Regions from separate parts of the Mus musculus genome. Here all the other regions are linked to region 5. A link is a loop called in an ENCODE intact Hi-C map of the cell type or tissue named here. Cell type or tissue: left cerebral cortex. All regions are shown on one strand. Links, peaks and the distances in the headings refer to the core of each region. The heading gives the core; the rest is flanking DNA. Region 1 has its middle 96 kb from the start of Tmem260. Region 2 has its middle 46 kb from the start of Peli2. Region 3 has its middle 66 kb from the start of Peli2. Region 4 has its middle 87 kb from the start of Tmem260. Region 5 holds the start of Peli2 (pellino 2).

Evidence for each region. Hi-C counts contacts between places; a loop is a spot of excess contacts. Peaks named below come from ENCODE experiments on the same cell type or tissue, not always from the same donor. Only the 100,000 strongest peaks of a DNase experiment are listed, where the experiment ranks them.
Region 1: it touches region 5 in a loop (4-fold over the local background); 18 of 42 quality-filtered maps call a loop at or near these places.
Region 2: a loop joins it to region 5, with 1.9 times the contacts of the local background. A loop is called at or near these places in 3 of 42 quality-filtered maps.
Region 3: a loop joins it to region 5, with 5 times the contacts of the local background. A loop is called at or near these places in 2 of 42 quality-filtered maps.
Region 4: a loop joins it to region 5, with 2.8 times the contacts of the local background. A loop is called at or near these places in 19 of 42 quality-filtered maps.

What each region holds. Positions count from the first base shown.
Region 1 is chr14:48,346,859-48,352,924 of GRCm38, forward strand. No RefSeq gene overlaps it. Among named protein-coding and RNA genes, the nearest start is that of Tmem260, 96 kb to the right of the region's middle. In left cerebral cortex, for the core only: no CTCF peak of the experiment used is centred there; a DNase peak (open chromatin) is centred at 2,693.
Region 2 is chr14:48,071,376-48,077,441 of GRCm38, forward strand. No RefSeq gene overlaps it. Among named protein-coding and RNA genes, the nearest start is that of Peli2, 46 kb to the right of the region's middle. In left cerebral cortex, for the core only: a CTCF peak has its summit at 2,886; a DNase peak (open chromatin) is centred at 2,720; H3K27ac peaks cover 1,060 bases.
Region 3 is chr14:48,052,297-48,058,362 of GRCm38, forward strand. No RefSeq gene overlaps it. Among named protein-coding and RNA genes, the nearest start is that of Peli2, 66 kb to the right of the region's middle. In left cerebral cortex, for the core only: a CTCF peak has its summit at 2,638 (motif pointing left); a DNase peak (open chromatin) is centred at 1,154; H3K27ac peaks cover 144 bases.
Region 4 is chr14:48,356,404-48,362,469 of GRCm38, forward strand. No RefSeq gene overlaps it. Among named protein-coding and RNA genes, the nearest start is that of Tmem260, 87 kb to the right of the region's middle. In left cerebral cortex, for the core only: a CTCF peak has its summit at 2,572 (motif pointing left); a DNase peak (open chromatin) is centred at 2,584.
Region 5 is chr14:48,118,355-48,124,420 of GRCm38, forward strand. It overlaps Peli2 (pellino 2), which reads left to right and starts at 2,515. Exons shown (of 6, transcript NM_033602.2): 1 at 2,515-2,879. The coding sequence starts at 2,803. In left cerebral cortex, for the core only: a CTCF peak has its summit at 2,987; DNase peaks (open chromatin) are centred at 2,659, 3,062, 3,577 and 3,840; H3K4me3 peaks cover 2,923 bases; H3K27ac peaks cover 1,491 bases.

The DNA of each region.
Region 1 (6,066 bases), core at 549-5,548, 230 kb after region 5:
TTTCCCATCATGCTTTTCTGTGAATAGGTGTCTGAACCAAAACACTGCCGAAGTCACAACTGCTTCAAGTTTAATGAAAACTGATTCCCATGACGACAGAACGACAGCTGTAATAGGTGCGCTGGGTTTTTGTTTTGTTCTACTTAATTTTAAATTCCTGAAATAGGGGAGAGGAGGGAATTTAGGAATTCGTTTCTATCAAAATATAGAAGTTATTGCAAAACCATAACTGTAAAAACGCACCAATGTAATCAGACTTCACATACAGTAGCTGAGAGGATCCAAACATTGCAGCAAAGCTGAATTTTCCTGGCAGGATGCTGACAAATTCCCATCCACTTGCTCTCTTGAAAATAAAAAATAAAATTCAAGAGAAATCATACAGCTAGAATTTTGATATCTGAAATATTTTTAAATAAGTTGTCCATAGGACAACTGGCTCAGCTCTCCCTTACAGTATCTCCAGGTCTTCCTTTTTGCAAAGATGTTGGTTTGTTAAGACTTGTGACCTCTCCGTCGGGTGTAAGGCTCAGTTTATCCATCTTCCCCAAACCACCCTGTTCCTTTTCGCAGAACCCCTGCCGAGACTGGTCAAAACTGATAGTCCCCATCAGTCATATCAATGTCTCAAGCAAACTTCTCCCTCTGGGTTTTGTTGTAAATCTGCTCAATTGGGACCCCGGGCTCCATGTCCTTAGGTGTACCAAGCTATAGCATTCACTATGCTTGGCCCCTGCTCAGACTCTAGTTTGTGAGCGCCATCAATTTAAAGCATAAACAAATGCAGTCATGACCCAAAACAACTGGAAATGGCCTGGAACCATCAGTTCATTACAAAAGATCTACACCCTAAAGATGTGTGTCCTAGAGGTTTCTCTAAGTTGGACGAGCGCCTGAGAGTCACAGGATTTTCAATGATGAACTGTGAAAGACAAAGTAAATTCTCACCTGTAATCCCAAGAGAAAAAAAATGAGTTCATTTCCTAGGATCTTCTTAGCACAGTATCCTGCAAAACCCTTGAGATGTGGTAAGTCATTCCAAGTAGTGAATTCCTCACAGCCTTTGAGGACAATTGGCAGTGGGGAATTAGAAAGTTATTCCACCTGGCAATGTGTCCTTGTTCTGGATGTTTTTAAAGTTTATAGAGTTTATCACAATTAAAAAAAAAAAGTCATGATTTATTTTCTACCCCGAGTCCTTTAATTGCCAACTTTACACAGCTTAGAGGTGTCTGCAAAGGAACCCTCTATGGGGCATTGATTGGTCAGACTGGCCTGTGGGCATGTCTGTGGGGTTTATCTTGATTATTTTTGAGGTGGGAGGGTCCCGCCCCCGGCGGGTCCCGCCCCCGCCCCCGCCCCCGCCCCGCCCACTATAGGCGGCACCATTCCATGTGCAGATTGTCCTGAGTGGTTAAGAAACCCACCTGAGCATTAGCCTGAGAGCTACCCAGCAAACGTTTTCTCAAGGTTTTGGCTTGAATCCCTGCCCTCGGGTCCCTCAAGGATGGGCTATGACCTGGAACCATAAGCCAAATAAATTCTTTCCTAAGTTGCTTTTGATGTGAGTGTCCCATCATGTCAACAGAAAGAAACTAGAGCACCCTCAAAATAAACATTCTTTTGGTCCTAATCTTGAACTCTTAAAAGGAATCCCAAATTGTATAACGCTGTGCTCCCATAAACCAAGATCAGCTTTCATGGTCCTTTCTTGTTCTGATCCCTGGCTGCACAAGTGGGTCAGCGTCAAGACAGCCCAGTCCAGGGATATTTCTGTGGCTATCCCTGGTGACATCATCACCCTCCGAGAGTGTCTGTGGCTCTAACTTTTCAAAGCACTCTCATGCCTATAACCTCAGATCTAGTATCATGCAGTTGTTAAAACTCTTCTGACCTTAGTTTTTTCATCTGTATAGTGGGGTGGTACTTGAGATGGTTTTATTGGGCTTTTATGGAGAGTGAGTTAATATGTGGCAGGCATTTGGAACCAGACCAGGCTCATAGTGAGTATCATGTAGGTGCTGGCTGCCCTTCATTTCACTTGTTGCCTGCAGTTTATATGGACTTCACAGTAGACAACAGAACAAGGCCTCCCCCTTGCCTCCCCTTTTGCTAATATGATTATTTTGGGAACTGGGAGGGGACAGGGAGGTAGTTTTAAAACTTGGCGGAAAGGCAACAAAACCTCTATCACAAACGATGCCAACAGACAAAGTAAAGAGGCATTTAAAACATGTGGCAGGACCAGTATACAGCGCTCTGTATTCTGTAAATACCAGAAGAAATAGCTAAGAGATTTGAATATTGTGGCACTCTGTCTTTTCAGGATGAACTTGTAGAACTTTGACTTTTTTTTTCTAAAATAATAATAATAATAATAATAATAACCATTTTAAATGTTCCAAACACAAATATTTGACTAAAAATACCCCTTTGCAGAATACTTTAATTGTAAGACGATGTGTTATTCCCTGCCCCACCCCCACCCCTCTGCTTTCCCACTGCCCCCTCCCCCCATGTAGTAGCAGCGCTCTTGGTTACTCTTTGTAGTTGTTTAATAAAAAAATTAATAAGCAGCAAATTGCACCAGAAAGGACAGGATTTGTTTAGGTAAATTGTAAGTAAGCGTTCCCTTGTGGGAATCTATGCCTAATTGGGCTGCAGCTGGTCTTAATTTATTCCCTTCGCTGTATCTCATTTTAGTCTTGCGAGTGGCGCTGCCTGTGCTTGGGTTTTAATAAGCATCCTGTCATGGGAGCCATTCTTGCTGGCAGAAGTTGGGATATAACCAAAGGGGATCCCGAAGCCCTTGTCCTGAAGAAGGGGTTACTTTTCTTACGGGATCGCCCCAAGCTAGTGAACTGCAGCAGGGAGGAGCTAGGCTGGGTTTCTGTGCGGTCCTACCTGATCTTAGTATCACATGGCATTCATAGCTGCCCCCATTCATTCAAGCCCGCCCCATGCAGAATTTAAGGCATTGTGAAGGAGGGTGTGGAGAGGGTTAAGAGCAGCTCTGATTGGTTCAGAGGCATATACCCCAGTCCACTGACTGCTCCAACCTTCCTCTAGGAAAAGCAGCTTCCTGGGCACCTCAGGGAGAGACAGCAGGCTTTGTAAGCTTGATAAATGGAAAGATATCATCTGGGCATATTTTTCTTGTGCCTAGGACTGTTTCATCTGGGTCTTCTGGACACCAGTTACCTGTCATTATCCTCTAACAAGTGACATCAGTCATGGATTCATCTCTCCATGGCTCACAGGAAGCAGGGCAATGATAAGTACATTTAGTTGGCTCTTTCCTGTCTAGGCACATGGACTGCCTCTTGCTGCATTCCTGAACTACATACAAACCAGTCGGAAGACATGAAGTACTTAGCATTGGTGTGAGGTAGCGCCTACCTAAGTGTGTGTGTGTATGTGTTAGAAAGATGATAGATAGATAGGTAGGTAGGTAGGTAGATAGATAGATAGATAGATAGATAGATAGATAGATAGATAGATAGATAGATAGATAAAAGAAGGAAAAGAAAAGGAAGAAAAACAGAGGAAAGCAATACAGCCCAACTGCCAGCTGCTTTACATATTTGTTTTTATTGTTCTTTTGTTTTTGTTTTGTTTTGTTTTATGTTGCTGGGGATTAAATCCAGGGCCATTGTGTATGCTGGGCAAGTAAGTTTTCCACCACTTTCCACCACTGAATGACATCCCCAGCCCATCAGTTACAGAGAAACTGGAGCTTTCTGAGTTTGACACAGGATAAGGTATACTTGTTACTTTCTGTTAGAAACTCACAGGTTTAGTGTTGAAAGTTACTTTGCTTAGACACAATGTGATATTGAGCTGTGAAGACCTTGTGAAGTAAAGTGAGTGAGGTGCAACACTTTAAACCCACGTTGATTTCACTGGCACAGGGTACCTAGCCCAGGGGAGTTCATAGACAGAAATAGAAGGAGCCGGAGATCACAGAGGGAACAGGGAGTCATCTTGCTATGGGTGCAGAGTTCTGGTTTGGGGTGAAGGGAGTTCTAGTTGCGTACTGTGCTGGTGATGGCTGACCACTGGGAATGTATCTAATGCTACTGAACTGCACAGGAGTGGATAAAATGATATATCTCAGAGCTAGGGAGAGGCTTGCTTCGTAAAGAACTAGTCACACATGTGTGGGGACATGAGTTGGGATCCCCAGAACCCAAGTAAAGCCAGAAAACATCCATGTGTGCCTATGGTCAGATGGGAGGTGGAGACAAAGAGTCCCCAGAATCTTCCAGGCCATACAGCTTGGTAAACACAGGGTCAAACAATAAGAAATTCTGACTCAAGCAAGATGGAAGACGAGGACTGGTACCTGGGCGTTCCTTGCCGCCACAAGCAGCTGTGGTATCTGCACACCCCACTCACACACACAAACGTACACACAAGGCCATCACACACGACACACAAGCAAATGGTAAACTTTACTTGCATGTCTGTTGCCACAACAACAAAAACTTAAGGCTGAACATAACGTGATGGTACACACCTTTAATCACTGCACCCCTGAGGCAGAGGCAGGAAGATCTCTGAGAATTTGAGGCCAGCCTGGTCCACTCAGCCAAGTTCTGGGCCATTCAGGGCTACAAAAACCAGACCTTAGTTCCTAAAATAAAACAAGATAAAATAAAAACCAATCTTTTATACATAATGCCAGGACAATGTATATGATATAAACACACTGTACAACTTTATAACACTCAGAGATATTTTCCATTTCCCCCAGTCCTCGTTCACCATTTGGCCCTTCCCCCATATCACATGGACACAAGAAAGAAGAGTTGAAATTAACTTTATAACGACTTCTGATTATGGGCTTCACCCACAGTCCTCTTGAGACACGAAGCTTATTACAGCCTGGCCAGTATTTCTGCTTAGAAATGATTATTGGCTTTGTGGTTTTTGTCCTCCAACTGTGACTATGTATTTTGGGAGTGGGCAGAAGGTCACAGCCCTTCCAGCTCTCCTCCAACCTCCCGAACAGCTGCAGAAAACATTTCCACAGAACCTCAGCCAAAGGGAATCTTTGAGAATTCTCAGGATTGGGGCTGGAAGGTGCAGCTCTAACAGTGGCCAGGGCTCTGCAAATGGACATGCAGGCTCCATGGAATGTGGGGGGGGGGGCAGGGGGCGGGAGGCGGGGGGAGGTGTCCCGAGCCAGCTAGCTCTCACAGACGTTTCCTCACCTAAAAGTCTTCCTCTTCCCACAGTGCTAAGCAGCCCAGGATGATAGACAGGGCCCTTCCGTGTCCACCAGCAGACCAAGGTGGGGCTCTGTGGGTAGCTTCAGTGGGGGGACACCACCCCAGTGCTCAGACCTGGCTTTTGCTCCAGACTGAGCCATAGGCCTTTGGACGGTAAACAGCCAGAAACTGATACACTTCCCTTCCTTTTACAGCCTTGCAGTTATGTCCATGACCCAGAGGAACCGACGATGTCTCAGCTCTTCCTATGGTGTCATAATAGCAATGTACCAAGGTTAAAGGATGGGGAGGTCATGTATGTGTATCTCTATTAAAAGTGGAGACCTTAGCCAGTGACCCACTCTGGCGGGTGGCATGTTGCAGAAACCATGACCAGCATTTTGTTCCCTGTATGCATGTGGAACCCTTGTTCAAGAAGGATGCGTTAATATAGTTGCCTATGAATGTATTATCCTAAGTAAAATATGGGAAGTTGAGAAAGGCTTAAAATGTTGGGGTCCAGGAGTCATCCCACAAACCACACCAACACCGATCTCAGTCAGGCAGTGACGCTTTATCGAACGCACACCCTAATGCTGACCTATCAGAGCAGGGAAGTTGCTCAGAATTTGGGGGCTGAGGTTACGGCCCTGAATATTTTTTCTGTGTCAGCTTAAAAGGGCAAAGACCACAGTAAGCTCATATGCAAGTCTAGGAAGTGCTGCCCAGCAGTCGGCTCTGACTCAATCCATTTTAGACAGAACAGTTCATATTGACCTTTAATTTGATAGGTCCTATGTAAAGCTTTGTGGAATTTCTTAAGATTAACAAACCTCATGCATATCATAACAGG
Region 2 (6,066 bases), core at 603-5,602, 47 kb before region 5:
GTCTCTATATTATATCTCACTAACATGGCTCTGTATTATATGTAACTAGCATGGCTCTATATTATATCTAAACATCATGGCTCTATATTATATCTAACTAATATGACTATATTTCTCTGTGTCTCTAGCATCTTCAAGTTGTCTCTCTCTGCTACATCTTCACAACATCCTGTAAACCTATTCTGTTCCTTCCAACCTCTAGTTTCCCAACAGAGGAGAAAGGGTGAAGGGAGCAGGAAGAGAAGGGGCAGGCAGAAGCAGAGGAAGTTATTTTCTAGGGCAGTGCTTTTCAGCCTTCCTAATGCTGTGACCCTTTAATACAGTTTCTTGTGCTGTGGTGACTCCCAACCATAAAATTATTTTGTTGTTACCTCATAACTGTAATTTTGCTACTGTTATGAGCAGTATATAAATATCTGTGTTTTCCAATGATCTTAGACGACCCCTGTGAAAGGGCCATTTGATCCCCACAGGGGATCAAGACCCACAGGTTGAGAAACACTGGTCTAAACAGTCCCAGCAATTAGGACCAGAAGGTTCTAACACAACAATTCACTGAAAGGCTGTAACATGACAATTCTAGAAGGGACCTGAAAAATGAGAAACACTTGTCTAAGTCAGATTCAAGTTAGCATCTTTCATGTTTCATTGGTTGTGAAATAATTCACACAATTTCTCTGGGAGAGATGCCCACAGATCAAGGAGATCATATTCTCCTTTGGCTAAGAAAAATGATTTACATCTCATGTCCAGGGGAGTACCTTCCTCTTATTCCATTTATAATCAAATGTGTTTTACAATTATTTATTTGGGGAATGTTATCCTATGCTACATCTGTCTATGTAAATGTACCACGAGGCATGCTATAACAACAAGTTGGGTCTGTGTTAACTCTGGCGGTCCTGGAACTCCTGTGATGTCATCAGGGTTTTGTTTGTTTGATTGATTTTTGTCTTGTTTTGTTTTTTTACACGGCTTGGCTATGAATGGTATGGCCTTCGGTCTCAGTATTTCTGATTTGCTACAGAACACTTAGGCACAAGAAACAAAGAATGAGGTCTAGGGAGATGACTCCATAGTTAAAGGTCATGTTGCTCTTACACATGAGCCAACACTGCTCAGCACCCATGTCACATACATACATACATACATACTTACATACATACATACATACACACACACACACATACAGAGAGAGAGAGAGAGAGAGAGAGAGAAACAGAGAAACAGAGACAGAGGCAGAGGCAGAGGCAGAAAGATAGACATGGGGGCAGGAGAGGGAGAAAGACTAAATCTTTCAAAAAGAAGAGTTGTAGTTGAAAAGTGTTTGATCTCCTGTTGCTCTGGTTTCTGGGACACACTTGCTTCTAGAGGGGTGGGGCTAAATAATCCAAGTGGGAGATTAAATAGAGAGAACTGATTACTAAAAAATTAAGGATCTTGTAATTCCATAAAGGGCCAAACTAGTGCTCTCTGTCTCTGTCTCTCTGTCTCTCTGTCTCTCTGTCTCTCTGTCTCTCTGTCTCTCTGTCTCTCTGTCTCTGTCTCTCTGTGTCTCTGTCTCTGTCTCTGTCTCTGTCTCTGTCTCTCTCTCTCTCTCTCTCTCACACACACACACACACACACACACACACACACACACAAACAAACAAGCAAACAAAAAGCAAAGCACAAAACCCAAGGATAAACTATGGAACAAACACCGAATCCAACTGGGGTGGTTTACAGAGCTCTCCTTCCCTTGCAAGTTCCATGAGAATTCAGAGTTTTAAGGGGTTTATTTTTGTTTTTGCCATCCTATTTTTTAATTCTCAAGGTTTCTTGACCTTAACATTAACATTTTACTATCTTGCACAGGAAAGTAGAAGCCATCCATACGCCTTGATTAAGTTTCAAGATCAAATAGGTGATGTTACATATGGACAGATCTTACCGCCCCACCCCCTTAAAGCTATGTCCAGAGTGTGAAATACATGGAGGAAGGGGTCGCTCTTCGGCCCTTCACCCCATGCTCAAGGCCAACAGCAGCAGAGCGTCACAGCCTTCAGTCCTGTGGTCTGCATGTTGGTCTTCAAGTCACCAGTACAGCAGGTAGCAGCGTAGCAACCATCAATCTCTCACCACCGCTAAGGGGTCTGTCAAATCAGATTCACACTCTCACTAGGAATGATGGTGCTCTCTGGGACAGAAACTGCTGCTAACCTTCAACAAGCGTAGCCCCTCAGGAACAATTGGCTGCTAGAACCAGGGAACGACTGTGTGGAGAATGAGTCTGACAATAGGAGCCTTTGGTACAAAGAGGCAGCTGAGCCTTTGTGGACAGAAGGAGCTGGGTAAGTGAGCCCCAGACCATGTGTTTCTCGACCTCTGACCTCCTGACAGCATGTGCTATCTGCCGGGCTCTGCTGCTCATTGTCTGCCCTGATCAGCCTCCGGCTTCATGAAGCTGAGTGGAGAGTCTATCCGATGAGATTGTGGGAAAATTCCACTTGATATCAGGTCGGGAGGACAGTGCTGTTTGTCCTTCCCTTCCCTTCGCTTCTTCTGTGGGCGAGCATGAAGGCAAAACAGAGCAGGGTCCCGTGGATTCTGAGGCCACAGCCTTTCCCGTATCTCTTTTCCCAGCAGTTAGATGGGAGCGAGCGAGCCACAGGCCTCTCAGATGAATGACGCAATCTCCATTCCAAGTTTAGCATTCTAAGCCCGCTGAATGGTTTGGCAAGAGAGTCCCAGCCGGTGCTGTTAGAGGACGTGGGAGACTGTTTTGCTCCTAACAAGTCTGAAGCAGAACACTCAAGAAAAATTTCCTCTCTTCTTCTAATCTGTCTACAGATGAGGTTCCCTGACTCGCCATCCAATCCAATCCCTGGCCACCAGGGAGACAATGAGCTTTCAAGAACATTTCTTATTATCCAGTCTCTATGTTTTTGACTGAAACCTGATATTTTGATTTCAGTGTCCCCTGATGGCCATCACCCAAATGTGTTTTTAAGATTTCATTCCACTGCTGGTTACTGGTGCCACAAATAGGAAGCTGGGTTTTATTTCTGTAGTTTTGCCGTTGTTGTTGTTGCTGTTGTTGTTGTTGTCGTTTTTCCTTGTTGTGAAAAAATGTTTGCCTGCTAATTTTCAGAAATAAGTATTCTAAAACTGTCCATGGAACAGTCTAGAAGGGGCCCGAAGAATGAAAAAGGCCTGTCTAAGATTCATGTTAGCATCTGGCCTGTATTTAAATGATCACATTAGAAGAGAAGCCTGTGGGAATTCAGCTTAATTAACTAAAATATTTACTGCTGATGTAAAGATAAAAGGGAGACAGGAAAGAAATTAATGTTAAAAATGCATTTAACATATTATTGCCTCCTCCCTTTGATGGGAGAGTAAGCAAAGCAAAGCAGAGTGAGCACCCACATTCTATATATAATTTATCACATTTCTCATCCAGTCGCTGAAAACCCATTCAGTATTTATAGTCAGCGTGGTCAGTGCACTTATTTATAACATGGTGTATTTTCTAATTGTGTTTAAAGACATTTGCTCACTTTAATATTTAAAGCCTGGTTACAAACAAAACAAAACAAAACAAAACAAAACAAAACAAAACAAAACAAATCCCCTCCTCTTTGTATTTTGTGTTTGAAGATCTCCCAAACATTATCAACAATAATCTTGGAAGCAATCTTATAAGCATGTTTTTATTCTTCCTGGGACAGGGAAATTATATAAGAAGAGTTAGGATGCAAGGCCGTTGGACAGGGAGAAGAGAATGGTGCTCTCTTGTCTCCTCTGGCCATGGCTCTCTGTCTCCTCTGCCCAACACTTTCTGTACCAGTTGCTTTTCTCACTGCTGAGACACACCCGGCAAACTCGACTGAAGGGAAGATGGTTTATTTTGGCCCGTATCAGAGTGTCACTTGTGGCAACAGAAACACAGCACAGGACAACTGCAAGCCACATTGAGTCTGTGATCCAGAAGCAGAGAGAGACGAATGGACGCTGGTATTCATGGCTTTTTATCAGTTCAGATCACTAGCCCATGAGATGCTACCACCCATATTCAGGCTGTGTCTTCCAACCTCAGGTCAATCTCTCTGGAAAAAACTCACAGAGATGCTCAGAAGCGTGCCTTCTAGAGACTGTAAATCCTCGCTGACAGTCAAGACTAACCATCCCGTTTCCACAGCCTTTCCTTCACTCTCCTTTCTAAGTCCTCTCCTAGGGGTCCATCATCCCTCAGCCCTCACCAGTCATTTCATCTGGACCTGCCTTCTTTGCTCCCTGGAGTCCAGTTTTAGACGTAGTTGTCCAACATATTCAACAGTCATTCCTTTTAAACGTGCTCAGCCTCCCATAGGGAACGCACACTCCTCCATTTGCTAGACCAGTGCTTCCCAACCTTCCTAATGCCGTGACCTCTTAGTATAGTTCCTCATGTCATGGTGGCCCCCCTGCAACCATAAAATTATTTTTGTTGTTACTTCACAACTGTAATTCTGCTACTGTTATGAATCGTAATGGAAACATCTAATATGCGGATGGTCTTAGGCAACCAGGTGAAAAGGTTGTTTGACAGTCCCTAAGAGGTCATGACCTACAGGTTGAGAATCACTCGTCTGGGGTACCAATATGGCACTGGGCCTGTGAAGCCAATATTACCTTAGAGTTATGGTATATGTGACACTAAATACAGAAGGGGGGATATGAAGGAAGAGAGATTTCCCATTGGAAGAACTAATGTTGACCAAGGGTGCATGGGTCTGAAAGGCTCTCTGGAGAAAGTAGACCATGCATGAGCCTCCCCTAAAGGAAGGCAAACAGCCTTCGAGCTCATATCCTACTTCAGAGTCAAGTACATCCTCTCTTCAAAATGTTTTTATGTGATACTGAGGATTGAACCAAGGGCCTGGCACATCCTACAAACTTATCTACACCCCAAGCCGAGGGGATCAGCCAATGAAATCAGCCACAGCCTGAGCTAAACATGTGAGCTACTCATCCAGGGGAGAGTTAGAGGCAGAGGAATTAAGAAGAGAAGACAGTGGGTAAAGGAAGAGTGAAAGGTCGAGACCAGAAGGCTGGACACAGCTGAGAGAAGACCAGAGGAGGTTATGAAGAGATGGAGAATACCTATCAGGAACCAGAGGGGAAGCTAAATGCCCAGTAGCAGTAAAGCTTTGAAAGAAACACATTTTTATAGGAAAACAACCAAGCAACAAACTCAAGACACCAAGTTTCTATAGCTGAGCATGTAGCTCTTTTGGTAGAGCACTTGCCTGAATAAGTTGGGAGTGTTGCTGCATAGCTCTAACTCCATATTCTGGAGGCAGAAGCCAGAGGATCAGAGGTTCAACGTCATCCCTAGCTAGATGACAAGGCCAGCCTGGGCTATCTAAAACTCTTCCTCGAAAATAAACAACACATATGAGCAAACACAATATAGGAGTAGTTTTCAACCTGTGATCCAGATCCCATTGGGTTGGTTGAACAATCTTTTCACAGGGGTCACCTAAGACAAATGGAAAACACAGATACTTACTTTATAATTCATAACTAGCAGATTTATAGTTATGAAGTAGCAAAGAAAATAATTTTACGGTTGGGAGTCACCACAACATGAGGAACTGTAGTAAAGGGTGGCAATATCAGGAAGGTTGAGAGCCATTACAATAGAGTATAGTTACTGTTAGTAATGGGGCAGCAAGGGGGTACCTGGGAGGGCCCATGCCAAGGTGTTCCCCTGAGAAGTCACACCATGGGGCAGACCTGATATAAGGAAAGTTGATTGTAGGGGAAGGAAGGGGAGTGGGGACCTAGAAAGGGGGTAGAGGCAGAGGAAGTGGGGCAGAGAAAACAGAGAGAGAGTGGCTGGCCAGGAATGTGGGGGGTAGAGAGAGAGGAAGAGGAAGAGAGGTAGAGAGAGGGAGGGAGAGAGAAAGGAGTGCTGGGAAATTGAGCACACAGAAGTAGGAGGGACATTGTGGATCACATGCTTAGAGAAGCGGACTCAGTGAAAGGAATACACACCTGCTCAGAATGATGAAGAAGACTGGGACATAGAAAGTAGAA
Region 3 (6,066 bases), core at 510-5,509, 66 kb before region 5:
AAGACTGAAAGCACAGAGTCAACTTTGAGACAGACATAGAAAGTCTGCAACGAGAAAGAGAGAGAGAGAGAGAGAGAGAGAGAGAGGGAGGGAGAGAGAGAGAGAGAGAGAGAGAGAGAGAGAGAGAGAGAGAGAGAGAGAGAGAGAGAGAGAGAGAGAATGGACAGCTTCCAATGCGTCCAGTAGCTGTGGGTACAGAGAAGGCTTTGACTCCCGGTTCTCCCTCTGCATCTGAGAGCTCCCAGAGAAGCTTACAATTAGAGAGAGAAAAACCTTTGAGAACGTATTCTAAAGGGGTTATTTTGGGGAAAGTGTAATTGAAAGAAATCGTGGCCAGTTGGTTTAGAATTTGCTCATGTAAAATGCATGCCTTCCGCAATGCACAAAGGGTTCCTGTTATAAGCCTCTCTGGTACCCGAGAGGAGAACTGGTCCACTAGCAAATTTATCGAGGGATTTCTCAGCTTAAGTACTATTTGTCTGTGAAATCTTTTGCAGATGGCAAAGTTATTTTAGTTCGCTGCGATGTCCTCCACATTTGTAAAACACAAAGAAGGAAAACCCTAGACCTGTGGTTCCAAGAACTAATTACACACTGTTTGAAGGAAGCCATAATATCCAGTTGATATGAATAGCCCTTACTTAAAAATGAAAAGAATATATCCCAAATAAATAATCTAATGTTTTAGGGCATCAAGAAGGAAAAAAAGGGGGGGAAAGGAAAGAGAAAGGAAAGAAGGAAGGAAGGGGGGAGGGAAGAGAGAAGCAGAAGATGGTAGGAGAGAAGGAATGGGGGAGAGAGCACTTTCCTTTTAAAAGGAGAAATTTTTCAGGAAAATAGGACCCACCCATGTGCCACCAAAGGCATCAACTTTCAGGATACAGGACACTGAACCTGAGTGGGATTCCAGCTGTAGGCCATAAGTGCTGTTGACAAGAGGAAAAAAAAAAGCCATTCTGAATCCTCAGTTTGGTGTCTCATTACCAGGAAATCAAGTGACCTGGAGGGTCAAGGGGGTCATTTGTCTTAAGAAACTCCAAGAACCATGTGGGAGAGGTAAGTTCCAATCCCACAGTGCTGAATCAAGAAAGGGAAGCAGAGAACCGGCCTCCCGCCAGGAATGGCAAGCTCAGAGTTCCAGGAGTGACAGTGACTTAGAGCATGTGGACTTGAGAGACAGCTCCTGGAGATCAGGGGACAGACACACCGTCGCCCCTGCCAGCAATGAAGATGGTAGACAAGAATCTAAGGAAACTTTACATTGGGAGGCTAACTAATGTGTGGAGGTCAGAAAAGCAGAGGCAGAGAGGGATGGTACCCACCACAGAACCACAGTTCTCGCCTGTGCCATCCTCTCTGCAGAGGCAACAGATCCCCTTCCCCATCTTTAGAGAGATGGTTTCCATTTCCAGAGTGTGCCCCCCTCCCCCACCTGCAGCCTGTTTCTCTTACTTTCTCCCTGCCCCTCCATGGCAATGTGAGAAAGGCAACTTCTCCACGGATTACATAGAGAAGTAAATAAATAAATGCCCAGAGCTCTGAGAAGCCGTGTGCAGAGGGGATGCAAGGGGCAGGTGTGAGAGCAGTAGTGAGCCCGTTAGCATGTAAGACACAGGATGCACATCTCTGTTTACCAAGGGTTTTCTCTGTGGCCTTTATCTTGGCAACTCTTCTGGGCTTCTTTTAATGTAGAAAGAAAACTGGAAACAGAGAGCTAAAAGAGGACTCTGGAGCTACTGGACATAGCCAAGAGTCTGAGGTTTCAGCTAATAGGAGGGAGAGGGGAAGAGCTGTTATCTACACTGTCCCAAGCCTAGGGGAGAATATGATCTATGTATTTGTTCCCGTATGGATGGATAATGCCTCGGCCTGGAGAAGGACGAATCCAGCGGTAGTCAGACCGACGGAAGACAGACCATTGCAAAGTCAATGGAAAGGAACCATTTGTAGTTACTCATGGAGGGGACACACCTCCTATCCATTAGGTAGTCGCAAAGGTAACCGGACTATCATGGTGCACAGCAAGACACAAAGACTTTCAACATGAGGAACAAATACGTTAACGTCAGATTCTTCCGGGGAGAGGGTAAAGGCTGATGGCTGGTAAGAACTGACCTGAGGGTCCAGCCCAAGGTCTCAGGTATGCCACTAGAAGCCTGGAGCTGCTCAGCCTTTCATCTGTCTCTGCCCAACACTGCGCCGAGACCTGGGTCTGTACCCATTTCTCAAAACTACCTTTAAGCTTTAATGAAGTGCCACGTGCTGCTTTAAGAGCTCATTGAGCCCGTTTGCCCAGACGTGTAGACTGACCTTTTCTCTAATCATTCTGGTAGCATCGTCTTAATAACCAGGTCCACCTCACTCATTTGATAAACGCCAATCTTTGCCGAGGTATTTGGTTAAAGTTTCTCCATAGGAACATCCTGGGTCAAAACAGAACCAGTGCCTTAACTCTTAACCCAAAGCAGTTCTTCATTCAAGAAACCAACTAGCAGGTGTGTAGAGAAATGGCTTACAATAAAGAGTGTGTACCACTGTTATTCCAGAAGATACAAGTACAGTTCAGGGCACCCATGATGGTCAGTGCACAACCAACCGCCTGCTACTTTAGCTCCAAGGGTTGTGGCGCCCTCTTCTGGCCTCCACAGGCACTGCACTCAAGGGTACATATTCATACACAGACATACACGTACATGCATAACTAAAACATAAGATAATCTCTTACAAAAACAACTATATTTTTTAAAAAGTCTTAAAGATGTGGAGTCAAACATGTTCCTCAAGTAATAAAGCAAAATCAAATAAAAGTTTGGGAATTCCTTTTGTAATTTATTCATGTTGACATTCAAGAGTTATCCAGTAGTCCTTAACATAGAACTTCTCATAGGCTTTCTTCCTTCTTTTTTTCTGAAGTTTGTGTAAATCTAGGAAAGTCTAGTAGAAGAGGTGGAAGTAGTTGAGGTTTTGAGTTAATTCTTTTATGTACTTCTTGCCCATTTGCTACATTAATAACACACTACAGATGCCCTACAAATCACAGCTTCATCCAAGCGTTCAGATAAGTTTGCAATTATGCATTTTAAAGATTATAAACAAGAGGGAAAGAAATACAAAATATCAATATTTCTTAGATGCAGTAAAAGTCATTTTTTATCCAGTGTTTGCCTCTGTTGTGTATTGGTTCTACTTTTTGTAAACTGTTTATTGATTCTTCGTGAATTTCACAATCCCACACATCTCTCTGTCCCTTTACATCAGCCCCTGCCCTTTCCGTTGCCCCCTCAAAAGAAGAGCAAGTAAGATAGAATTTAAAAAGTCTTGTCATAGAAGGTGTAGTGTGTTACAGTGTGTCCCAAAGTATAGCCTTTTGTCCATACCTCTTTTCTTATAAATGTTTATTGCAGTGAATCATTGGTGTTTCAACCCCTCTGGCTTCTGCTACACTATCAGTACTGGATCCTCACTGGGAGTCCTCTTGGATATACTTTTGTTTCTCTGTGTCATGGAGATCCTACAACTTTAGATCTGCAGGACCAACCCTTTCACATCCTCTGGCAGTTCATAGATGGGATAGATGTTGGAATGGGCCAACTCAAAGCCTTGGATCTGGGCCTGGGTGGTAGCTGAGGTCATCCCACCCGCTCTCCCACACCCATACCACCAGGGTGAGCTTTCCTGCACTGTCCCAGCTAGCACACCCAATGTCATAGTTGGCAGGGAGTAGGGGCAGTGTTCCTGAATTCATGCACTCTGAGCCAGCTCACCCACACCCGTGACACCAAGGACAGCTCTATTGTGCACCCAGGTAAGGTATAGGGCATGCTCTTTTGAGTTCTGCAGCTGGTGAGGGACTGGGCCAGTTCTCCTGTGCTCATGCCCCAGGGCTGGCTCACTGGATCCCTCACAACCAGGGTCAGCTATGTGCTGCCCAGAGAAAGGGCATGGCCAGCTCTTCTAAGTGTGGTGGTCATCAAGGGACAGGGCCAGCTCAGTTAAGTACCTCAGGCAGCAGGCCAGGCCAGGGATATCTGCATGACCTTTGATGGAAACACAGGCTTGGGACATCAACACAGTCTTGATGAAATAGAACATAGACTCAGACACGGCTCCCAAGCGCATAGGCCTGATGACACCATGGCTTAGGTGGCAGTGTAGGCCACCAGCTCAGCCTGTTCTCCTGTGGCAGCATGGCCCTCAGACATCCACGGGTCTCCACTGGCAGCCAAAACCATAGACATCCACTAGACCTTTGGTGTTAACTCAGGCCACAGACATAAACACAGACCCTAGCTGCAGCAGGACCATGGGACTCAGACTGGGAATTGAACTCAGGACCTCTGGAAGAGCAGCTAGTGCTCTTAACCGCTGAGCCATCTCTCCAGCCTTCTTCTTTTCCTTATATTTCAGAAATAGAAAGAGAGCAGAGTGCAAATAAGGGTTTGTGCTTTAATGGGGATTAGACACCAAGAAACTGGTGGTGAAGGGCAATCTTTCAAGTTCTGGAATAACATAAAAGAAGTCAGAAAACATGCTGGTGGGTTTAAAGTTAGTTTAAATAAATTATTTTTTTTGTAATTTTAAAAACCTAACAAATCAGACTTCAGTCCAACCCCACACCCCAGTGCTTGCAGATTCTGGCTACCAACAGGCACTAGTGACTGAAGATTACATTCTTAAATTGTGCTTACCCTAATCAAAGGAAAATAAGCGCTAAGAGGTGGGAGACAGACAGCCATCTTGTTTGATTCAGAAGTTAGAAAGGCCCTAGAGGACCCTTACCCCAGGTGATGAGTGACAGGGGCAGCTGTCAGTCTTCCTATTTTCTTATCTCTGAGTTGCACTCAGACCTCTGACTTCTCGCCACAGTGAAAACAGGTGGGCGGGCGCCTTTGGGTTTCTGCGGATTGCCCGTATCCTGCACATTGCTTTGCATTTAGAGGTTGCTCTGTAACTGCTTCATTAATGGACAGTTCGTCCGCAGTCGGAGGCCTAACCTGGTTTCTACCTGGCCCTGTGACCTTGAGTACTTCACCTTGCTAATCTTAATTTCCGTTATCGATAAAGGGAGGACTCGAGCAAGCTAAAGCCTCACAGATTTCTATCTGGCTTTCATGGTCTTGAAATGTTAGGGACCAAACTTGTTTGGTGAGTTGTTTGTTTTGTGAACTAAGTAAAAGTAATGTTAAAAATGTTTGTTGTTGCTGCTGTTGTTGTTTTGTTTTGTTGGTTTTTTTTTAAAGAATATCTACTGTAAAATCTTAATGACCTGTGAAGGTATAACATCTCCTTATCAGGTCAAGCATTATTATCAAGATAATCAAACCTGATTGTTTAGATCGAGAGAGGATGCTGATATTGATATATTTGGGGTGGGGATACCAACTTATCAGCTCTTAGGAAATACAAATTGCTGAAAACAAGGACAGGGTGGGGGTGGGGATAGGTATCTATCAAAACAGACCAAGAAGCCCAACTAGTGGGAAAACTGAATAAGAAACATTGGTGTATACACGTGTAACATGACTTCTGCATGCACACACATGTAACATGCCTTCTGCCTTCCCTGTGCAGGCAGTGGAGCTCCTGAGGGACAGAGATGTGTGTTGAAGCGCCTTGTAACATTTGGCTCTCACCTAACAAGATTCTCAGACGCCTCCATCCGCCCTATTTTGATCTCCACATCCGTCTTTGATTCACTTACTGCATTCTGCAGCCTGGAAGCCAAGTTTGGAGAGCGAAGAAGACTAAACTGGACTGGGGACCCCAAGTAAGGATACATTTCCCCCTCAGCAACAACCATGAGGAAAAGGAGAACCCTTTGCCCAGTTGGAGAGACGAGAGAACAGCAAGCAGGCTTATGGGGGCTGCAGCTCTCAAGAGAAATGATAGGGATAGACCAAAATACACATCACAGGTGGTTTGTTTGTTTGTTTTGTTTTTTTTCCCAGAATGCAGTGCAATGTCTTCTTAGTCTGGCGTTAGCCCTAAAAGCCAACAAAGAGCTCAATCTACCTAACAGCTAACGGCAGCCACTTTCAGGTTTATCCTTTGAGGCTCGAAATGGCT
Region 4 (6,066 bases), core at 489-5,488, 240 kb after region 5:
TCAGAACAGGACAGCCTGGGAGTTCAGAGTCTGTCTCAGGTTTCCTAACAGCCCAATGTTTTCCTTCACATCGACCAATAAAATCTCCATTAATTCATCTTTCAGATTAACCAGAGCTGCTGTCTCTGGTTGGGTTCTGGAGACTACAACAGGACTCTCTTCTACGGAGAACCAAAGATGCCCATGTTTAAGTAGGAACTAAGTGGGTGGGTGATGGGAAAGACGTGCTGACCGTCTCCCAGAACTCCGCTATGTGGTTGGAATATAAAACACCTCTCATTGACTCAGGTGTTTGAACATTTGATAAATTCCAGCTGGTAGTGCTGTTTGAGAAGGCCATGGGGCTTTAGAAGGTAGAATTATAGTGGCAGAACTATGTTGTTGGTCAACTTACAGGTTGTTTTAGACTACCCCGCTTGCTATTCCCTGTCTCGTCCTGGATGTGGAAATGTGAGGAGCCAGCTTCCTGCTCCAACTACTGTGCCTTCCCTGACTATGCCTACACCTCTTCTCCATGATGGATTCTAGCCCCTGGGACTCCGAGCTAAAATTAACCCTTTCATCCCTGAGTTGCTTTTGTCAGAGGTTTTATCACAGGGCCAGAAAAGAAACGAAGACAAGGAGGAGTGGCCGTCCTGCTTCTGGAGAGATCCACTGGTTACTTTCAGAGTTGTCTTCCTCCTCTCCTCAGCCTCAGCTTCTGTCTTTCGAGTAGGTCTGTCCTTCATCTGTGCTAAGTGTGAGAGCTCCTTGGGGCTTGGCTTCGGTTCCTCTCCTATGGCTTTCTGCAAACAGCCAAAAGGTCGTCAACTCCTGGACCATCATCTCCGGACCTTCTTTGCTCCGCTCCTTCCATCTGGCTGTGCATACGACGTCTCAATTTCTCATCTATCTACAAGACCTAAATTCACTTTCCTCCGGGACTTCCTATCAAAGTCAGAATCTGTAAGTCACACCAGGGATTCCCCGTCCCTCGTACTCTACAGGCTGCCTGCGCATCTCTGAGTAGTCATCTGGTGACTTTGTCACTTCTTACCCTCTGTCACCGCTCACAATCCACACTGCAGTCATTTCTCATCCAGACTCGAAACAGCTTTTCGCTTGCTCTCAGGTCCACTCTTATTCCCCTCTCTCGTTACCCCATTGGCTCCCAAGCACCCACCTGACTGAGTTGAGCATCACGGGAAAGCATTAGCTTTCTTCCTTGGGCTGCAGCCACTCTGCTGGCTCTTACTTCCCTGCAACAAGCCATGTTCCAGGCCTCTGCACCCCAGCCTATCACAGTCGTCTCCCCTTTTCTCCTTGCGCCTGCAGACCTCCTGCCCAGTACACAAGTGCACACAAGCTCAGGTTACCATCCATTTATCCTGCATAGCTTGTCTCAAATATCCTCTCCTCTCACCCATTTCCTGTTCCTGGGCTAATCGCTCACACAAGATCATATTCTGGATATGTGTAGCTCAAGTTTAGAATTATAGGCGATCCTCCACATGCATGGGGTCTCTTAATTCACAGAATAAATCATCCACAATTAAAATGTTTGGAATGTTTTTCAGCTATACTCAATGTGTGTGGATTTTTGTCTTTTCACTGTTACATAATACAGTAGAGTTATTTATGCATCTCATTAGATATATGATCAGTATCTGAGGATGACTGAAAATACACAGTATAGCCTGTACCAGCTATGTTCAAATGTGCTTCCATTCTATATAAGACCTGAGAATCTATGGATCATGGAATCTTTAGAAAGTAATGGATTCCTAACCCCTTATGAGTTCCAAGGGGCACCTGTATATACCTTCATTCAGTTAGTGGTCCTTATTGAAGTATCTGCTTTATGCCAGACACTTTCTAGACACTCGAGAACTGCTCAACCAATAGAAAAGTAAACAGGTATATTTTTACCTAATTGTTTAGATCTACTTATTTTTACTTTGTGTGCATGAGTGTTTTGCCTGTATTTATGCATATGCACCATTTGTATGCCTGGAACCCACAGAAGTCAGAAGACCACATCAGATCCCCTGGAAGATGGTGGTTGTGAGCCACTATGTAGTGCTGGGTCCTCTGGAACAGGAGCCAGTGTTCTTAACCACTGGGCAATCTCTCTAGCCCAAACTTGAATATTTTTAAATATTTCAGAAACAGAAAGTTTTAAATTACTATTAACGATATTCTTTTAATTGTTACAAGTTAATTTCCATGCTTTCCACCTCCATTCCATCCATACACTGGACTCTATACTTAATGGGAACTAGGACTATGTCTGTTTTTGCTGACAAGCACTGTCAGCCATCATTGATAGGATCTGTCAGGGACTCAACACCTGGGAAATTAATGAACACTCAGATCTGTACACCGGCAAATGAATGAATGAATAATTTTTACACTTGAACCGGTTTAAAGTGAACTGTGATACTTTTAATACTTCCAATATTGTGATAAATGATCTGGGTGGAAAGTGCATATGCAGTCCTCAGGGATACCTTTCCCTTCTCCATTAACCTTTAGCTGTCAGCAGCTCTTCCCGCTGCCCTGCATCTCAAGAAGCAGTTGAACATTGCTGCCATCTTTTGACCAAAGACAGTGCCACAGGTACTAAAAGCCACGGCTAGAATATGGGATTCTCACGGCTGCCTCGGAGTGCTACGAAAATCTCACCACTGAGGTCAATCCTTGCCTAAAACCCCAAAAAGATGCTGCCCGCTCGGAGGCAAACAGTGCCCGTGCTCCGTGCCTGGCTCTTCTCTTCACTTGTTGGTTTGTGGGGTTATCGGCCTAGCCCTCTACGTCTGCATCCCAATGCCATGGTATATAGCCTCGAATGTGTGAACAACTGTGTTCTAGCAGAATATCTGGAGTATGGTCACTCAGAAGATCCTGGATGCTGTTGCAACAAACTCCCTTCTCCAAAAAAAACCACGCATCCTGCTCAGTGGTGAGTTTAAGGAATCCACCATGCACCAGCGCAAGATGTCTGCCCTGCCCTCCTTCCTACTTGCATTCTCTCCTCTTTTTCTTTTCTAGCTCCTTCCTTAGCTACCTTTCTTACTCTCAGCCCCATTCTCTGCCCTCTTGCCTGCGCTCTCCCCTTCCTTTAAAGTCTACCCAAACTACTTTGGAGGGGGTGCTGCCAGAATCCTGTCCAATAAAAGTATAAACCTCTGGTTGCAAAGAAACCAGAATTTACATTTGGGATCTCCCACCACACCCGGTAAATGTATTAAAGGCCCTTCTGAAATAAAATATTGGGAGAGTCTTTGTACGTAGTCTGTGTAACTATGTTAAGAAAATTACGACAGATTCTCAGAGGGCTAAAATATTGATTTGGGATGAGATGGTTCGGTGGGTAAAGACACTTGTTGCCAAACCTGAAGGCCAAGATTAGATCCTTGGAACCTACATGGTAGAAGGAAAAAACTGGTTCCTGCAAGTTGTGCTCTGACTCCTACACAAATGGCACATGTGTATACATGCATCCACTCCCACACATACACAGAGATGCACATGCATGGTAAATGTTAAAAAATAATTATTTTTAAATAAATATTTGAAAATTATATTCCTTTACACAAAGGAAACTTGCAAATTTGAAAATCTACCTGTGTTACCAGGGAGTCTTTGCATATTTCGGAATAAAAGACTGTAACTTCCCAGCATCCCAAGAAATTTGACATCTTCCAACAACCATAGAGATGAGACACATTGAAATGGTCTCGTGAGGATAGTCTAGGTCTAAAGATCATATGGGCAGGCAAGTGATGTGTAGACCTGTTAAAGCCATAACTAATCCTTACCTTCTCCGAGAGATGTTTCTAGCAGAGCCTGTTTTCAGAGAAGTGAAAGTATTGGATAATCTAAGAAAACAAAGCTGTAGAGATAAGAGGTTTGTCACTTTCTGGTCAAAACAAGAAATCCATTTGTAGCCATGGTGACCATCTTGTCCCATGTATGGGCCTGTGTGTTGACAAATATCTCCTCTCTTGAAGGAGAATTTTCTCTCAATTAGGCAGGTTGTCATTTCTCTGACATAGATCGAACGATTCTAATTGTCCAAATTTAAATTTTACTTTTGAACTTATGATTCTGTTAGTCATGTTCAAGGGAAAAAAATCATGTTTTAAGCAGCAAGCTTCCATCGTGACGAAGAAAACAAAACAAAGCATCAATTTCTCTGATTTTATATTCAGAAGCTACACCAATGTAGTCTCATTTACTGAAAATACTGCCCTTCGGAGCCTTCACGGAGGCATTTGGAAAACTCAGCTGGTGCCTTCGCCGCTTCCTGTGGGTGGCATAGTTCACCAGAGATAGGGCAGCTTTGTGCAAAGGTTTATTCAATCTGGGCCAAATAGCGCTCAAAGTACCGAGCAGCACACACCCTCTGTAGTTCTCCTGCCCACTTCATGAAACAAGACACCCACCAGCAATTTTCTGTGCTGACAGACTGGGGACAAAACCCCTGAGCAGAGGAGAAATGGAAACCTGGCCGGCTTAGGCTGGTCACTTGGGAGACTAACGTTGGACACGGAGCACCTGCCTGATATCACCTAGCTATTTCAAAATCTTTCCACGGTGTGCTGTTCACATGGGACTCTGTGTGGAAGACAATGGCCCATTCTTTTCTCTCAAGTTTAGCTTTCCAGGAGGCCCCCTCTCTGGAGAGCGCTGGGTCCTTGTGGTGCCTGGGGTTCGAGAAATGGGAACTCACTGCTGAAGGCTCCTGTGTCTCAGATGGAGAACAATGGTTCTTGGGCCGGAATGCCTGGCAAACGTCTGTGTCTCTTTACTTTGTGAAGCATCTGGTGTCTCTTTATCTATCACATAGGTTCCACCTGCTGACCCAGTTAGACTCCCAGCAGCCCACTGAAGGAGAAACTACTGAGGTCACAATCCCACTGCTAGAGATGGTGATGTAGTCTCTTGGATTTGGCTTCTTCTGAGTCAGGGTTGTTAATCCTCCTTGGGTGATTTTTAACATGCAGCCAGGATGAAGAACTTCTGTGTCAGCACAAGGAGACATTAATGGATTAGGGAAGGTGATTTATTGATGTGAAATATTAAAACAAGTTGAAGAGCTATGGGATGTCTACTGAATTTTATCAGGTGCTTGAAACATTTTGGAATAACTTTATTTACATTAAAAACGATTTTGTGAGAGAGGCTGAAGACATACAGAGGCTCACCTGCCCCCTTTCGATGCAGTGCAAGGAGGGGAAGATGTCCAGAGACACCCCCACTATACCACAATAGCGCACGGGTGGGCTGTAGACATCTAGAGGCCCACTTGCCTCCGCAAGTGGGTAGAGGAGATCATCCAGTGGTCCACCAGCCACGTGGCCCGCCCTCAGTGGGAGCCACGGCAATTTGTAAGGATGTGATGGACAGACAGGAGAGAAAGAAAAGCTGAACAGCTTGAACGTAATGAAGAGAAATGGAACTGGAGACACAAGGATGGAAAGGAGTAGCTCCTTGTGAGTAGCCGGCCCAACACGTGAGGCCATGGTGAATTCCAGCCCGTGCTGCTACTCAGGGCCATGTATGAGTCCGTGACCATGTAGCAGCAGGGGTCAGGTATCAATGTTTGTGGCTCTTATTGCCACTAGTGACCATAGGGATGCCCTGGCCTGGACAGCTGACTGGGGTTACATAAATGTCCAAGGGCTGTGTAGAACTGGCCCTGCCCCTCACTGACTATGGCACACTGGAGAGCTGGCCCCACCTCTCACCAGCGGCAACACTGGGAGAGTGGACCCTGTGTCTCACCTGGGCCACAGAGAGGAGCTGGCCCTGGTTGTTTGAGGGTGGACGAGCCAGCCCAATGGGGGAGGGGGAGGGGGAGGAGGGAGGGGGAATAGAAACCCACCACTCACCTATTGCAGCACTTGGGAGAGTGGGCCCTGTATCTCAACTGGGTAGCACTGACTCTGGCAGTGCGAGTGTGGGGGTGAGCATGCCTAAGGGCAGGAGAACCGACCTTGCCTCCTGCCGGAGGCGGCATTGAGCGGGCTAGCCTGAGCAATGCTGTAGAGCTTGCCCTCGTGTTGCCGATGCAGGAGAACC
Region 5 (6,066 bases), core at 377-5,376:
GACAGGAAGAGAGAGATGAAAGCTGACCATAGACTCTGAGCAAGTCAAGTTCACCACAAACTCACAGCTCTGCTGTTCGATCTCGTTTGAGATGTATTCATTTATTTTCACTCATCTGGCCGTCCCTTAAAATCAGCAAAAGCAGACTTGGGGGATTTGGGAACCACTTAGAAAGTGGTTATAGTTTCAATGGGTCCACACTGCATATAAAGGGCAGCCAAACAATTAAACGATATTATGCTCACAAGTCCAAAAAGCTCAAATGCATTTCTGATAGTTTAATATTAGAAGCTTATGCATAATCAGGATTGGGGACTTTAAAATTGATTTCATACGTAAGAGTGAGCAATCATTCTCAGGGGACAATAATTAGGTAGAGATGAGTGTCTCTTTAGAGCCCACAGGACCACCGATGTGCCACCAGTCCCTATTTGGTCCATTTGTTCATTCAGATTCCCTCGACTGTGGTCCTATGCATGCATTCCTGTAGGCCCTCAACAGACTGATTTCCCAGTCTGCCGGGTTGCAAGGCTAACAGTGATTGACAGAAACGATACACTTACAAGTCCTGAGCTGCCTAAGATCAAAGCCTCCACAGATATAAAAACTCAGAGAAAGCAGAACTACCTGTAAGTAACTTTCATAAAGACAAACTCGATTAAACACCATCAACATGCCCAAGGCATGCTGGGAGAGAAGAGAAAGAAGCGCCCCCACCCCCCTCGCAGGTGGAGGGCAGAGGTGTCTGGACCAGCTGACCAGCAATGGAGTGTCTCTGCCAAAGCCTGGGACAGCTTATGGGAAGCACCCAGTCTAGTGTTTGGAACTTAGAAGGAGGTTAATAAATATTTGTTTCCATCCCCCTAACAGCAGATGCAGAGCGCAGCAAGGAAGAAATGGAGCCAGAACAGTGTAATGCAAGCACAAAAGCACAGCATGCCAGGAGAGAAGGGGGTAATTGTAGCCTAGAGATCAGTAGCAGCAATAGAGCAGACTGGGGGAAGTTCGCATGCCAGAGCGAGGTACTATAATTAAGGGAGATGGGTAACTGTGACGGGATTCAAAGGGTTGTTGACAGTCGCATAGTGGATATAGTAAGTGGGACTAGGGAGTAAGGAAAACTACACTCCGTCATACAGAAATCTACCAACACCATATGAAGAGAAAGAGCTCAACTCTCTAAAAAAGGGCTGCTGGTTAAACCTTTACATTTTCATAACAGAGAAAAGTACAGAGGATTTGTACAATAAGCCGGATAGCTAGTTGTCTTTAGTCTAAGAATAGACTTTCTGTAATTAGCGGAAATAAGGTAATCGTCTAATAAAGTTTATTTTTGGCTCATCAATAGTGTGGCTTTTGTTATTCTGGAGTAATTTATCTCCAAAGCCTCAATTAAAAGAAGAAAAGCCAGTTACTAACTGAAGTAAAATTACAGAAAGCATCATGTCACTACAGTAATAGCCTGTCAGAGAGCGATACATGCACGGCGCTGAGCAGTAGAATGGAAGGTTACTCATGCAATTATTTCTTTTTTAACTCCTTACTTAGAGTCATAGCCTAAACGTGTGTGTATGTGTGTGTGTGTGTGTGTGTGTGTGTGTGTGTGTGTGCGCGCGCGCGCGCGCGCGGGCACACACACACACACACTCTCGATGTTTATACATTGGGTAGCTTTTGCAGTATTTATTTCTTTAAATATTTAACAGTCTGGAAAGGCAGTGACAGGCAATAATATGTAGCGTCTCTAGCATGTTGCAAGGGCTTAATAAATGCTAGAATAATAAATTCCTCTATGATGAAAAACAGCAGTCAGTAAAACTATCACAGCCTACAATATTTTAAAGACACAGCACCATAAGAAAGCATAAAATACAAACAGTGCCTTGATTAATCCATGGAAATAAAGGAACATTTGTCTTCATTTAAAAAAAAAAAATCCACCTAGGTAATTTCCTTTTAAATTCCCCAGGGGGTTGAAAGAAGGGACAGAGATGTGAATAAGGGATTAAAAGTAACTTTTAACTTTTCTTTTTCCCCTTTCCCTCTCCTCCCTCCATCTCTCTCTCTCTTTTCTCACCCCCCCCCCACGTTCTTTCTCCTTTCTCTTGATACATGAAATGGTGGGGAGCCCTTCAATTAGCGCCCCCCCCATGGGCAGATTCTTTCTCTTTTTAAGCCCCCCTCTCAAGGGCTTGGCTTTGAAAGCAGACACCCCCAGATCAGTGCGCTCAGCATGGTGAGCTCGGAGGTGGGGGGTGGGCAGTATGCTTGGCTTTCACGCAAGCGGGGTCCGGATCCCCGGGCTGAGGACGAAGACCCCCACGCTCCAACTTTTCGGAGGAAGAGAGGAGAAAAACAGAGCTGCCCCTTTAAGGGCTTGCCTTCCCCTTTACTCTATGTTTACATAACACGGGGCGCTCGCGGGCCGCGGGGGCTGGCGGGCGGGCGGGCGGGGGCCGCGGGAGCGCGGAGACGCGGGCGGCGGCGCGGCCGTCCCACCTGCCCAGCCCGCTCAGCCCCCCGGCGGCGCGCGCTCCTCCTCCCGCGGGGCTCTGGTCGCCGCTCGCTTTCCGTGCCGGGTCCCGCTCGTAGCGGCCAACGTACGGATAGCTCCGGGGAAGCCGGCGGGCGACGCGCACAGCCACGACGGAGCAGCCGCGGGACTGGCCGCCCAGCGCCCCGTTCGCCGCCGTGCCGTTCCCCGGCGCGCTCACCCCGTTTTCGGGATGGGAGTGTAGTGGCGGCGCGGACTCGGCGGGGATCGCGGCGGAGGCGGCAGCGGCGGCGGCCGAGCGCGGCTCCATGTTTTCCCCGGGCCAGGAGGAACCCAGCGCCCCCAACAAGGAGCCGGTGAAATACGGGGAGCTGGTGGTCCTGGGGTGAGTTGGGGACGCGGGCGGCGGGGCGTCGCGGAGGGAGAGGGATGCGCTCCTGAGGGCCCGGGTCCCCGGGGTGCTCGTTGCCGCGGCCCGGAGGGCGCTCCTGCACCACGCGGGGTCGCTCGGTGAAGCCCGGAGCCAGTGGCTACTGGGGACTTCTCTTTCCCGACGACCGCGAACGCGGAGCCCTGTCTCCGAGCCCAGAGCCCAGTCCGCGGGGGTTACGCATTGTTCCAGTCTGTGACCCGGGCCGCTGGTTGGCCTCCGCTTTTTGCGCCGGGAGTGAGCTCGGCCGAGGGCCTGGACCGGGTCCTGGTTTTCCCGGGTCCTCTCAACAACGGTTCCCGGATCTCCCGGGTTTCCATTCTCGAGTCTCCGCACCCCTTGATCTCCTTACCCCTCGGGCTCCTGCACCCCTCGGGCCCCGGCCTTGCCGATGCCCTGCCAGCGGCGGGGAGCTCGCCACCCTGCCCTCCTCGGCTCCCACTCCGCTGGTGAAAATCACATTTTGAAGATAGTAATTATCTACAATCGTTAAAACGGCAGCAATTAGAGACTTCATCTACTTCCTGAGTTTCCGTGTGACATTTTCTATTGTTTACCCTTAATAAACCAGGAGGGAGGCTTCGCAGGATTAAAGCAGGGTAAAGTGGGCAATGAAAAGGGTGTGGGTGGGGGGAGGTGGAAAGTGCAGGAAACTCTTGGAGCTGGAGCAACTTGGGTAGTGCTGCAGGGAAAGGATTGGTTTCCCTTTGGATGTGCCGCTCCAGGGAACCCGCGCTTTTGTCCTCTGTTGAAAGATCTGTATTCAGACCCACGCGGGTGTTGATGGGTGGGCTTAGAGGCACGCGAGGAAGCCCCCCTCCTCACCCCTAAGCAGAGGCTCTGGGAACTTTGAGAAACGTGTTTTGATTACTACCTTGAAGTAAGTGCCGACTTAATTTTTTTTTAAAGACTCATCTAAAGTTTCCTAGCCTTCAGTTTGTTGCAAGCCTTTCTGTGTGTGTGTGTGGGGGGGGGAAGGTAGTACTGGAAAGATCACTGCTTATTTGGAAGCTCAGCAGATGAGCGCCTTCCGCACCTGCATGGGAATTGCATGCACTTAAGAGACAGATGTCAGAGTTCGCTGGGAAGAGGAGGGGTGGGGAGGTGGGTGGGGGGAAGCCACAGTTTAGTCTGTCTTATGTAACTTCAGCTCAGCCTAATTTTGTGGAGTTTGGTTTTGTTTATGTGGCTGGCTTCAGAGTATGCTTAACACTGTGAATTTGACAAAGAAGATTAACTTACGCCAGAGCCATTTCATTATTTCCTTTTGAGGCAATCTGTTGAGACGTTTCGGAGCAGTGTGGAATAAACCCGGAGAGGTTTGTGTTCATAGCTAAAAGTTTAGGACACTCCAAAGCCAGGAAAAGAATTTACACCCTGGACAGTTGTAATTTAGTGTCTCTGTAAACACCGTTGCCTGTAGCACCTGCTTCATCCTTCACTAAAGCTTTTCCTGGATCCATGATGGCTTAGTGTTTCTAACCTAGTAGCTGGAGGCAGGCAGGGCAGTTACCTGTGCTACCACATGGCAACACTGTTTGGACATTGGGTATCATCCAGTAGCCACAGAACACTTCCATTTTAATGTAGAACAAGACATAAGTAGAAACCCGAGTAAGTAAGTAGCAAATGATGTTTGGTGTTGTCACTTCTTCAACTGAAGTTGGTTAACAGTGGAGCCCTGCCGTGGTGGGGGGCTGGGGGGGAGATGTTGCTTCTTGCCAGCTTAAGGAAGACCTTTAAGGAAGAAAAATGGGAGTAGCAGATGGTTTTGTGTACGCCTGAATTGTGGCTGCTGCCCCCTCCCCTTCTTTCTTTCAGATTTCTGACTCTTGCAACATTGAGCACACTAAAGAGTACCTGGAAAGTAGTGAACTAGTTAGATTTTCACTAAGTCTTACACAGTTCTGCCCACTGGACTTGAGAGCATGTTGTCCCCTTTAAAATAGCAAGTGCATTTCAATGAAAAAAAAAAAAGTGCCATTACTGTGCATGCCTGGTCCTTTGGGACATCAATATTGGTGAGCATAGACTGTCTAGGAAATTTTCTTGATGAAATTATTCTTGAGGCTAAAGCTGCTCACTGCCTCTGATATTGTTAAAATATTTATTTTGTTTCATTGGAAAGTACAGTGACTTTATTTTAACTGCTGGGTGATTGTCCTTTCTTCTGTGTTCTGAATCACATGGTAAAATGTCACATAGGAAGTTTGGATAGCAAACTGTAAAGTTGATTCAGGCCTCGATGATCTAAGTACGGGTGATTCTTGTCATAGGTTGCATAGTAGGAGAGAATGCCATGTGGGATTGTAGTGGGGTTGTCACTTTCTGTCCAGTTAGTGGAGTTTAAATTATTTGTTAATTCTAACCAGTTACCGTGTCATAGTCCCAAGTCCTTATTGTGTCCACTGCTTAATTGAAGCTGGAGAAATGATTGGCTCGTTCGCTCCTTTTAGCTGAGAAGTATTAATTTGGCTATCACTTTAAAGTTGGGGAAGTGGTTTGGGGTTTAAAAGCTGTTCAAGGTAGTGGAGCCCTGATTAAAGGCTCGTGATTTTTCTTTTCTTTTTGTTTTTTTTTTTTTTGTTTTCTTTTTTCCTGACCCACTGGCTCGGTGATTTTTGATTTAGTTCCTTCCTCTCTGTTTCTTCAGCCCTATCAAAATAGTCTCCAAGGAGCCTCTCTGGGGGTCTGTTCTGTTGTTCTGTTCATTTGCTCAAATGTGGAACACACACAGTTAACCAATTCTAGATAGCTTGATATTTGTTGATTTTCATGAGTCTTAAAGTGATGGTGCTAGAACTCCCATGGGCACACATCCATCCATGGTCATGATAGCAGAAAAGCAATCAGCACCGGGCTGGGGTGGGGGAGGTAGTTCAGTGAATAAGTGCTTGCTTGCTGTACCAGCATGTGGACCTGTGTAAAAGGTATGCGATCGCATCTGTAACCACAGTGCTGGGGAGGCAGAGACATGTGGATCCCCGGGGCTCCCAGGCTGGCCAGTCTAGTCCAAGTGGCCAGCTCCAAATTCAGTGAGCAATCCGTCTCAAAAATTAAAGTGAAGAGTGACAGAGGAAAGAAGTCTTATGCTGGCCTCTGGCTCCCTCCCCCCTCCCCCCCAAAGTAAATACGTGTAATT